Linked DNA regions of Homo sapiens: region 2 is linked to region 1. Evidence: read pairs that join two places in POLR2A ChIA-PET (ENCODE). Cell type or tissue: PC-9. All regions are shown on one strand.

Region 1 (4,000 bases):
GAGTCTTGCTCCGTCACCAAGGCTGGAGTGCAGCGGCACGATCTCAGCTCACAGCAACCTCCGCCTCCCGGGTTAAAGCAAATCTCTTGCCTCAGTCTCCCGAGTAGCTGGGACTACAGGTGTGTGCCACCACACCCAGCTAATTTTTTGTATTTTTAGTAGAGATGGGGTTTCACCGTGTTAGCTAAGATGGTCTCGATCTCCTGACCTTGTAATCCGCCTGCCTTGGACTCCCAAAGTGCTGGGATTACAGGCGTGAGCCTCCACACCCGGCCGGAGGAGGCTGTCTTAATGAATTAAGCCTCCAATGCCATTTGTTAAGGAAGCATGTCATTAGAAATGGGGCATTCAGGTACTAGAAGTGGGAATGTTGTCCTAGGGTTTAAAGATTAGCGGGGAGGCTGGGCCTGGTGGCTCACCTATAATTGAAGCACTTCAGGAGGCTAAAGTAGGAGGATTGCTTGAGCTAGGAGTTCAAGACCAGCCTGGGCAACATAGCAAGACTTCTCTATTAAAAATTCATGGTGACATGTTCCAGCTACTCAGGAGGTTGAGGCAGTAGGATTACTTGAATCCAGGAGGACGCCACAGCACTCTGGCCTGGGCAACAGAGTGAGACCCTGTCTCTAAAAGAATAAACCAATTAAAAAAAAGATTAGCAGGGGAAACAGCCATGATCAGAGTAATAACCAAATAATTACATGAGTGCTCTGAAGGAAAGGGACATTGGCCTGTATAATAAGGAACATCATCCAGCCCAGAGGGGCAGAAAGCTGACCCTGAGGATGAGAGTGAAGGGGGTTAGAATCTGCCATCCCAAAATAGGCCACTTTGCATAGGAATTATTTTGAGCTGAAGGCAATTGAAAAACAGCAGATGCAGGAAATCTCTTTACAATTCCAGTTTCCATCTAAAAGCAGAGCATAAATTTTCCTTTGTGAAGGTGTCCCCACTTCCCATCTCCAGTACCAGGAAGAAGAGACAACTCATCACTGGAGATGGCACCCCTTGAATCTGCATATAGAAATCTTATTGAAAGAATCCTTATCTTCCATTAGTTTCTCCCATATATTTACCTTCCCACAATTTACCATCCCCAGAAGCCTAAACCTCTTTTCCTTTGTCTTGTCACATCTCCACAATTAATTGCTCTTTGTTAGGGTGGTATGTGAACTATCAGACCTAGCCACTTCCTTGAGGTTTTCGCTTTCTTCCAATGAAGTCCTGTGTCATGTAAAAATACTAACATCAAATAAAATTTGAATGCCTTTCTCCTGTTAAACTGTCTATCTTTTGTCAGTTTAACTTGTAGGGCTCCATACACTTTGCCTCAGAGGGTAGATAAAAGGTTTTTTTCCCTCCCTACAAGAATCTGAACTGAGATGGAAGGATGACTATATATCTCCTAGACCAGGGGTTAGCAAACTTTTTCTGCAAAAAGCCAGATGATAAATATTCGGCTTTGCAGGTCCTAAAGTCTCTATCGCAAGTACTCAACTCTGCTGTTTCAGTGTGAAGGTAGTTGTAGACAATAGTAAATGAATGGCCATGGCTGTGTGCCAATAAAGCTTTATTTTCAAAAACAGGCAGTGAAAGGTCTGATTCATAGTTTGCTAAACCCTGCCCTGGGATTTTTTTTTCCAGCTCTTCAGAAAAAAAAAAAAAAAAGCCTTTATTTGTGGCATTTGGTTAACTGCATGCTATCAATGTCTCTGGACTTGGGGGTTGGGAGGAAATGCTGACAGTGACAATGGCAATGGTGATAGGAGCTTACCTGGGACAAGAAGAACAGGAGGTACAGAGGCCACATACAGAAAGGGAGTGTGGTATACAAGGAAATAAAAGAAGTCCCCTGAGGCAGGACCCCTGAGAGCCCAGGAGGTTGGAGAAGGGGTTGAGCCAGATGAGCAAGGCTGTGCAAGTCAGTCTACTAAAGGCCAGAGGAAGCATTCTGGGGTGTGGAGGGTGTCATTTTATTGGCTAGAAGTAGGATCTTATTTATTTATTTATTTATTTATTTTTGAGACAGAGTCTTGCCCTGTTACCCAGGCTGCAGTGCAGTGGTGTGATCTCAGCTCTCTGCAACCTCTGCCTCCCGGGTTCAAGCAATTCTTGTGCCTCAGCCTCCTGAGTAGCTGGGACTACAGGTGCATGGCACCAAGCCTGGCTAATTTTTGTATTTTTAGTAGAGACGAGGTTTCACCATGTGGACCAGACTGGTCTTGGACTCCTGGTCTCAAGTGATCTGCCTGCCTTGGGCTCCCAAAGTATTGGGATTATAGGCGTGAGTCACTGTGCCTGGCCTGGAAGTAGGGTTTTTAGGGTCGGGGGATAGGATAGGGTCAGGTGGTGATGGGATGATGTACTTAGCTTTGCACTTTGAAAAGATGGCCCTAGAAGTATCTGAGAACCTGAGGGAGACCAGTTAGGTGCCTACTGCAGTAGTGATGGGAGCTCAAACTAGGGTGGTGGGAGTGGAAAAGTGAGAAACAGGTGGTTCTGGGAGGTACATCAGAAGGAACATCAATAGGGCAGAGGAGAAAGTACGTATCAGGGATGACTGCTAGGTTTCAGGTTTGCCATGAGGATTAGTGGAGAAAAAAAAATAAGTAAAAGCATCTTGCACTGCAGCCTACACTGAAAACCTGGTTCCTTCCCTCTCTCTTCTCAATCGCTGCATTTCTGTGAATGCCCCTTAGTATGCCACTTAGCCACTTACCCATGGGAGACCTGGAGGCCTCCCAGGGCTCCTCACTTAGAAGATGGAGTGGACCTGGGCAAGGGGTACAGAGATGTGCAACTAACCGGAGGCCACTGATGCTCCAGAAGAACCGAGGGTTCCTGAAGCTTATGGGACTCCAAAGGGGTCCTGGTCCGTGCCTCCCCACTTACCTGAGGGTGGTAGAATTTCCTGCTCTGGGCTGGCTTCTGGGAGAAGGCTCTCTTACCAGCAAACAAAGAAAACTCTCTCCCTATAGAAGGGGAAAAGCTGTTATTAATTCCTCTTGTCATGGGACAATGAAGATTGTAGCCCAGGAGCTTGAGACAGCCTCCTTTCTGGAGACAGTGACACCCACCAGATCTAGGGTCTCTCTGTTGACTCCACCTGCTGGGCAAGTTACCTAACCCTGGTCCTGTTAGACTGTGAACACTATCTCCCTCTAGGGTGAATGCACCAATTAAAGGAAATAATGTATGCACAGGGCCGGCGCGGTGGCTCACGCCTGTAATCCCAGCACTTTGGGAGGCCGAGGCGGGCGGATCACGAGGTCAGGAGATCGAGACCATCCTGGCTAACACGGTGAAACCCTGTCTCTACTAAAAAAAAAAATACAAAAAATCAGCCGGGCATGGTGGCGCGCGCCTGTAGTCCCAGCTACTCGGGAGGCTGAGGCAGGAGAATAGTGTGATCCTGGGAGGTGGAGCTTGCAGTGAGCCGAGATTGCGTCACTGCACTCCAGCCTGGGTGACATAATGAGACTCCGTCTCAAGAAAAAAAAGAAAAAAAAAGTATGCACAGCTCTGTGCATAGGGCAGACACTCAACCCACAGGAAAAAAAGGACTGGTTTCAGAAGAAAAACCAATTCAGAGCTCTGCAAAATTAAAATGCTTAAATGCTTAAGAAACAATCTATCAAACTCATAGCTGTTAAATTTAATATTCATTAAAATGTCATTAAACTCAAGCAATTTATGGGTTAGGTTTTTCTTCACTTTGAAAAAACTCCCTGAGTCGGCCGGGCATGGTGGCTCACGCCTATAATCCCAGCACTTTGGGAGGCCAAGGTGGGTGGATTGCTTGAGCTCAGGAGTTTGAGACCAGCCTGGGCAACATGGTGAAACCCTGTCTCACCCTGTATTTTTGTACTAAAAATACAAAAATTAGCTGGTGTGGTGGAGCATGCCTGTAATCCCAGCTACTTGGGAGGCTGAGGCTCAAGAATCGCTTGAACCTGGAAGGCAGAGGTTGCTGTGAGCCGAGATCACGCCACTGCACTCC
Region 2 (4,000 bases), 720 kb before region 1:
GGACTCAGCCTAGCTGTTTGTTGTTGTCATTGTTGTTGTTGTTTTGCCCAGGCTGGAGTGAAGTGGTGCAATCTCGGCTCACTGCAACCTCTGTTCCCTAGATTCAAGCAATTCAGCCTCCCGAATAGCTAGCTAGGATTATAGGCTCTAGTCTCCTTCCCTTTCTTCCTGCCAAATTTCTGCCCCTGAGCTCCTCCTATAGAGTGACAGGAGCCCAACTATTAGGGCCTTGAATACTACATTAGCACCCAAACATCAATCCTGCTGGCCTGCTGGAAAAATCCCAGCACCAATAATAATTGAAGTTGAAGGGGAGATGGGAAGTTCCTAGACAGCAAAGGCTGGAGGCCTTGGGAGCTTTCTGTCCTGAAATGGCCTTTGGTATCGTGGATCAAGGCCTCAGTGCAGCCAGGGTCTGCAGAGGCTGTGGAGCTGGGGCTCCCAGCGGGGTTCTTGCTCACCAAACTCACAGGAAGATAACGAATGAATTTACAGTGAAAACCAGGCATGCAGTGGTAAACTGGACACAATGCCTGCCTCCATACACCAGAAGAAAGTTCTTTGTAAAGTCAGAAAGAGCTAGGCTGAGGCCAGAGCTAGGCTCACGCCTGTAATCCCAGCACTTTGGGAGGCTGAGGTGGGTGAATCACCGGAGGTCAGGAGTTCTAGGCCAGCCTGGCCGACATGGCGAAACCCCATCTCTACTAAAAATACAAAAATTAGCGACGTGGTGGTAGGCGCCTATAATCCCAGCTAGCTACTCAGGAGGCTGAATCGCTTGAATCCAGGGGGCGGAGGTTGCAGTGAGCAGAGATCACACCACTTCACTCCAGCCTGGGCAACAAAAAAAAAAAAAAAAAAAATAGCTAGGCTGAGTCCTGACTGCACTTTTTGTTGTTGTTGTTGTTGTTAGCTATGTTCATATTATATTCATTTTATTTTACTTTTATTTTTATTTTTCAAGTGTGACTGCAAGTTTTGACAGCTGTGTGGCTTTGAACATGCTTGTTGAACCCTCAGAGCCTTGTCCTCATCAGTAAATGGGGATAATGAGATAGCTCCTAGCTCACAGAATTGTGAGGATTCAATATGGTAATGTACCTTAACAACAAAAACAACACACAAACACACACATGATGTCTAGAGTGTGGTTAGTGCTCATAAAGTTACATAACTGTATCATTAATGATGTCACAATCCAATGAAGAGAGACAGGTATGCACAAATACATGCCATACAATGTGAGCAACAGTTCAAATGCCACCTCCTACATGTAGCCCTCTGGGCTGTCTCTCAGTCCCTGGCAGGAGGTGACAGGCTCCTTCTGGAAGCCCTATAGCATTCGGCCCCTCTCTCCATCACATCCCTACCCTTGTCTTTCTGTGACTGTTCGTTGTGATTGTTTATAGAGCTTCTTCCACACTGGTCTGCCAGTAGTAGACATGTGGAAATTCCTCTGTAAATTAGCAAGCACATCCCCTCTAGGTCCCCTCTAAGGGTGGGATTCTGTGAGAAGATCTGAAGTTGTGGCTTCTGTCTGGGCCCATCACAGAAGGCTTCAGGGAGGGGATGATGTCTGAGCTAGGTCATAAAGCCTGTGGACAATTTGGAACAGCAGCAGTAGCCATTTCAAGAGCAGTCAAAAGGGGAGAGAGCCTGGCAGGCTGAGACCTCAGCAAGCAGCCAGAAGCATAGAGAGTGTGGGGCAGCTGGATGGGGGGCCCTGCTCCCCTCCTAAGAGTCTCTACAACCTGGAGCAAACACCTCTGCTCTCTGGGCTCCAGTCTCTCCTCTCAGTGTACTGAGAGGGCTTTGCTAGATAAGGGTCCCTGCCAGTTTGGATATTTCAGTGGCTTCTTTGACCTGCCCCCTCGTGGAGCCCCAGACAAGTGTGAGGGTTTCCCAGCTCAGACAGCACCCGCCCAGTGAGAGCCAGCACATGTCCTCTCTGTTCTGGAGGGTTTAGTTGGAGGATAGTTCAGTTTTGGGGTAGGGAGGCAAGACCACTTGCCCAGTCCCAGGTGTATTTTCCAGAATGTGTATCTGCCAGGGCAGGATGGTCTATGAACAAAGGCTTGGAATAGCTGTCTGTCCTCAGGCATAGCTGGGATTCCAGAAGACCCAGGCCTCACCCAGGCGGGCAGGGGCGGGGCTCAGGGTACCGTCCTGGCATGTTCTAGGCATGCCTCTGGCCCAGCAAGGAGGGAACACGGTGAAGCAACTGCCACTCCAGCGACCAGCGCCTTCCACTGCCCCAGGCCCCAGCTCCAGAGGTCCCACAATGCTTCCATTGTCCACTGCTCTGCCCGGCTGCCCCCCAGGGAGCAGCTCAGAGCCAAGAACCTGGGCAGGGCCCTGATTCCTGGGGCACAGACTGGGTAGAAGAGAGAAGAGCAGAGTGGTCAGATTCACAGAAAACAGCCATGGAACTTGGAGAATTCCACCCTAAGAATCCTAGAATCGGCTGGGCAGGGTGGCTTATGCCTATAATCCCAATATTTTGGGAAGCCAAGGCATGTGGATCATGAGGTCAGGAGTTCAAGACCAGCCTGGCCAACATGGTGAAACCCCGTCTCTACTAAAAATACAAAAATTAGCCAGACGTAGTGACGAGTGCCTGTAATCCCAGCTACTTAGGAGGCTGAGGCAGGAGAATCACTTGAACCCAGGAGGTGGAGGTTGCAGTGAGCTGAGATATGCCATTGCACTCTAGCCTGGGTAACAGAGTGAGACTCTGTCTCAGAAAAACAAAAAACAAAAAACCCCACAATGTATTGTCATTAACAATAGTCACCATAGGCAGGGTGCCGTGGCTCACGCCTGTAATCCCAGCACTTTGGGAGGCCAAGGCAGGTGGATCACGATGTTAGGAGATCGAGATCATCCTGGCTAACATGGTGAAACCCCGCCTCTACTAAAAATACAAAAAAATTAGCCGGGCAAGGTGGTGTGCGCCTGTATTCCCAGCTGCTGGGGAGGTTGAGGCAGGAGAATGGCATGAACCCGGGAGGCAGAGCTTGCAGTGAGCCGAGTTCGCACCACTGCACTACAGCCTGGGCGACAAAGCAAGACTCCATCTCAAACAAACAAACAAACAAACAATAGTCACCACATTGTACAATAGATCCTTTGAACTTATTCCTCCTATCTAACTGAAATTTTGCACCCTTTGACCAACATCTCCCCAACCACTCCCCCTACCCACCAGCCCCTGGTAACTACCATTCTACTAGCTATTTCTTTCTTTTCTTTTCTTTTTTTTTTTTTGAGACAGGGTCTTAATCCATCACCCAGGCTTGAGTGCAGTGGTGCAATCACAGCTCACTGAAACCTCCACCTCCCTGGCTCAAGCGATCCTCCTGCCTCAGCCTCCCAAGTAGCTGGGATTACAGGTATGAGCCACCACACCAGGCCTCTACTCTCTATTTCTATGAGATCAACTTTTTTAGATTCCATGGGTGAAAAAAATAATTTTTTTCTTTTTTGAGACGGAGTCTTAAAATGTTTCTCAGCACACTGGATCCAAAGTAAGGATGATGAGATTCTATGTTGGGAAAACATTTAAACCTTGGCCTTTTTTTTTTTTCGAGATGGAGTTTCGCTCTTGTTGCCCAGGATGGAGTGCCATGGCGCATCTCAGCTCACTGTAACCTCCACCTCCCGGGTTCAAGCGATTCTCCTGCCTCAACCTCCTGAGTAGCTGGGATTACAGGCATTTGCAACCATGCCTGGCTAATTTTGCATTTTTAATAGAGATGGGATTTCACCATGTTGGCCAGGCTGGTCTCGAACTCCTGACCTCAGGTGATCTGCCCACCTCGGCCTCCCAAACTGCTGGGATTACAAGGTGTAAGCCACCGTGCCGGCCTGTTTTTATTTTTTTTGTTGTTGTTTTGTTTTGTTTTTGAGACGGAGTTTCACTCTATCACCAAGGCTGGAGTGCAGTGGCACCATCTTGACTCACTGCAACGTCTCCCTTCTGAGTTCGAGCAATTCTCCT

What was found. Peaks named below come from ENCODE experiments on the same cell type or tissue, not always from the same donor. Only the 100,000 strongest peaks of a DNase experiment are listed, where the experiment ranks them.
Region 2: POLR2A ChIA-PET joins it to region 1 with 9 read pairs; 2 of 35 experiments call an interaction of 5 or more read pairs at or near these places.

What each region holds. Positions count from the first base shown.
Region 1 is chr22:38,617,320-38,621,319 of GRCh38, forward strand. FAM227A (family with sequence similarity 227 member A) reads right to left here. Exons shown (of 17, transcript NM_001013647.2): 11 at 2,893-2,972. Among named protein-coding and RNA genes, the nearest start is that of FAM227A, 37 kb to the right of the region's middle. In PC-9, no CTCF peak of the experiment used is centred here; no DNase peak of the experiment used is centred here.
Region 2 is chr22:37,896,768-37,900,767 of GRCh38, forward strand. No RefSeq gene overlaps it. Among named protein-coding and RNA genes, the nearest start is that of MICALL1, 7.5 kb to the right of the region's middle. RefSeq lists an enhancer at 1,996-2,762. In PC-9, no CTCF peak of the experiment used is centred here; DNase peaks (open chromatin) are centred at 1,194 and 2,194; H3K4me3 peaks cover 369 bases; H3K27ac peaks cover 2,996 bases.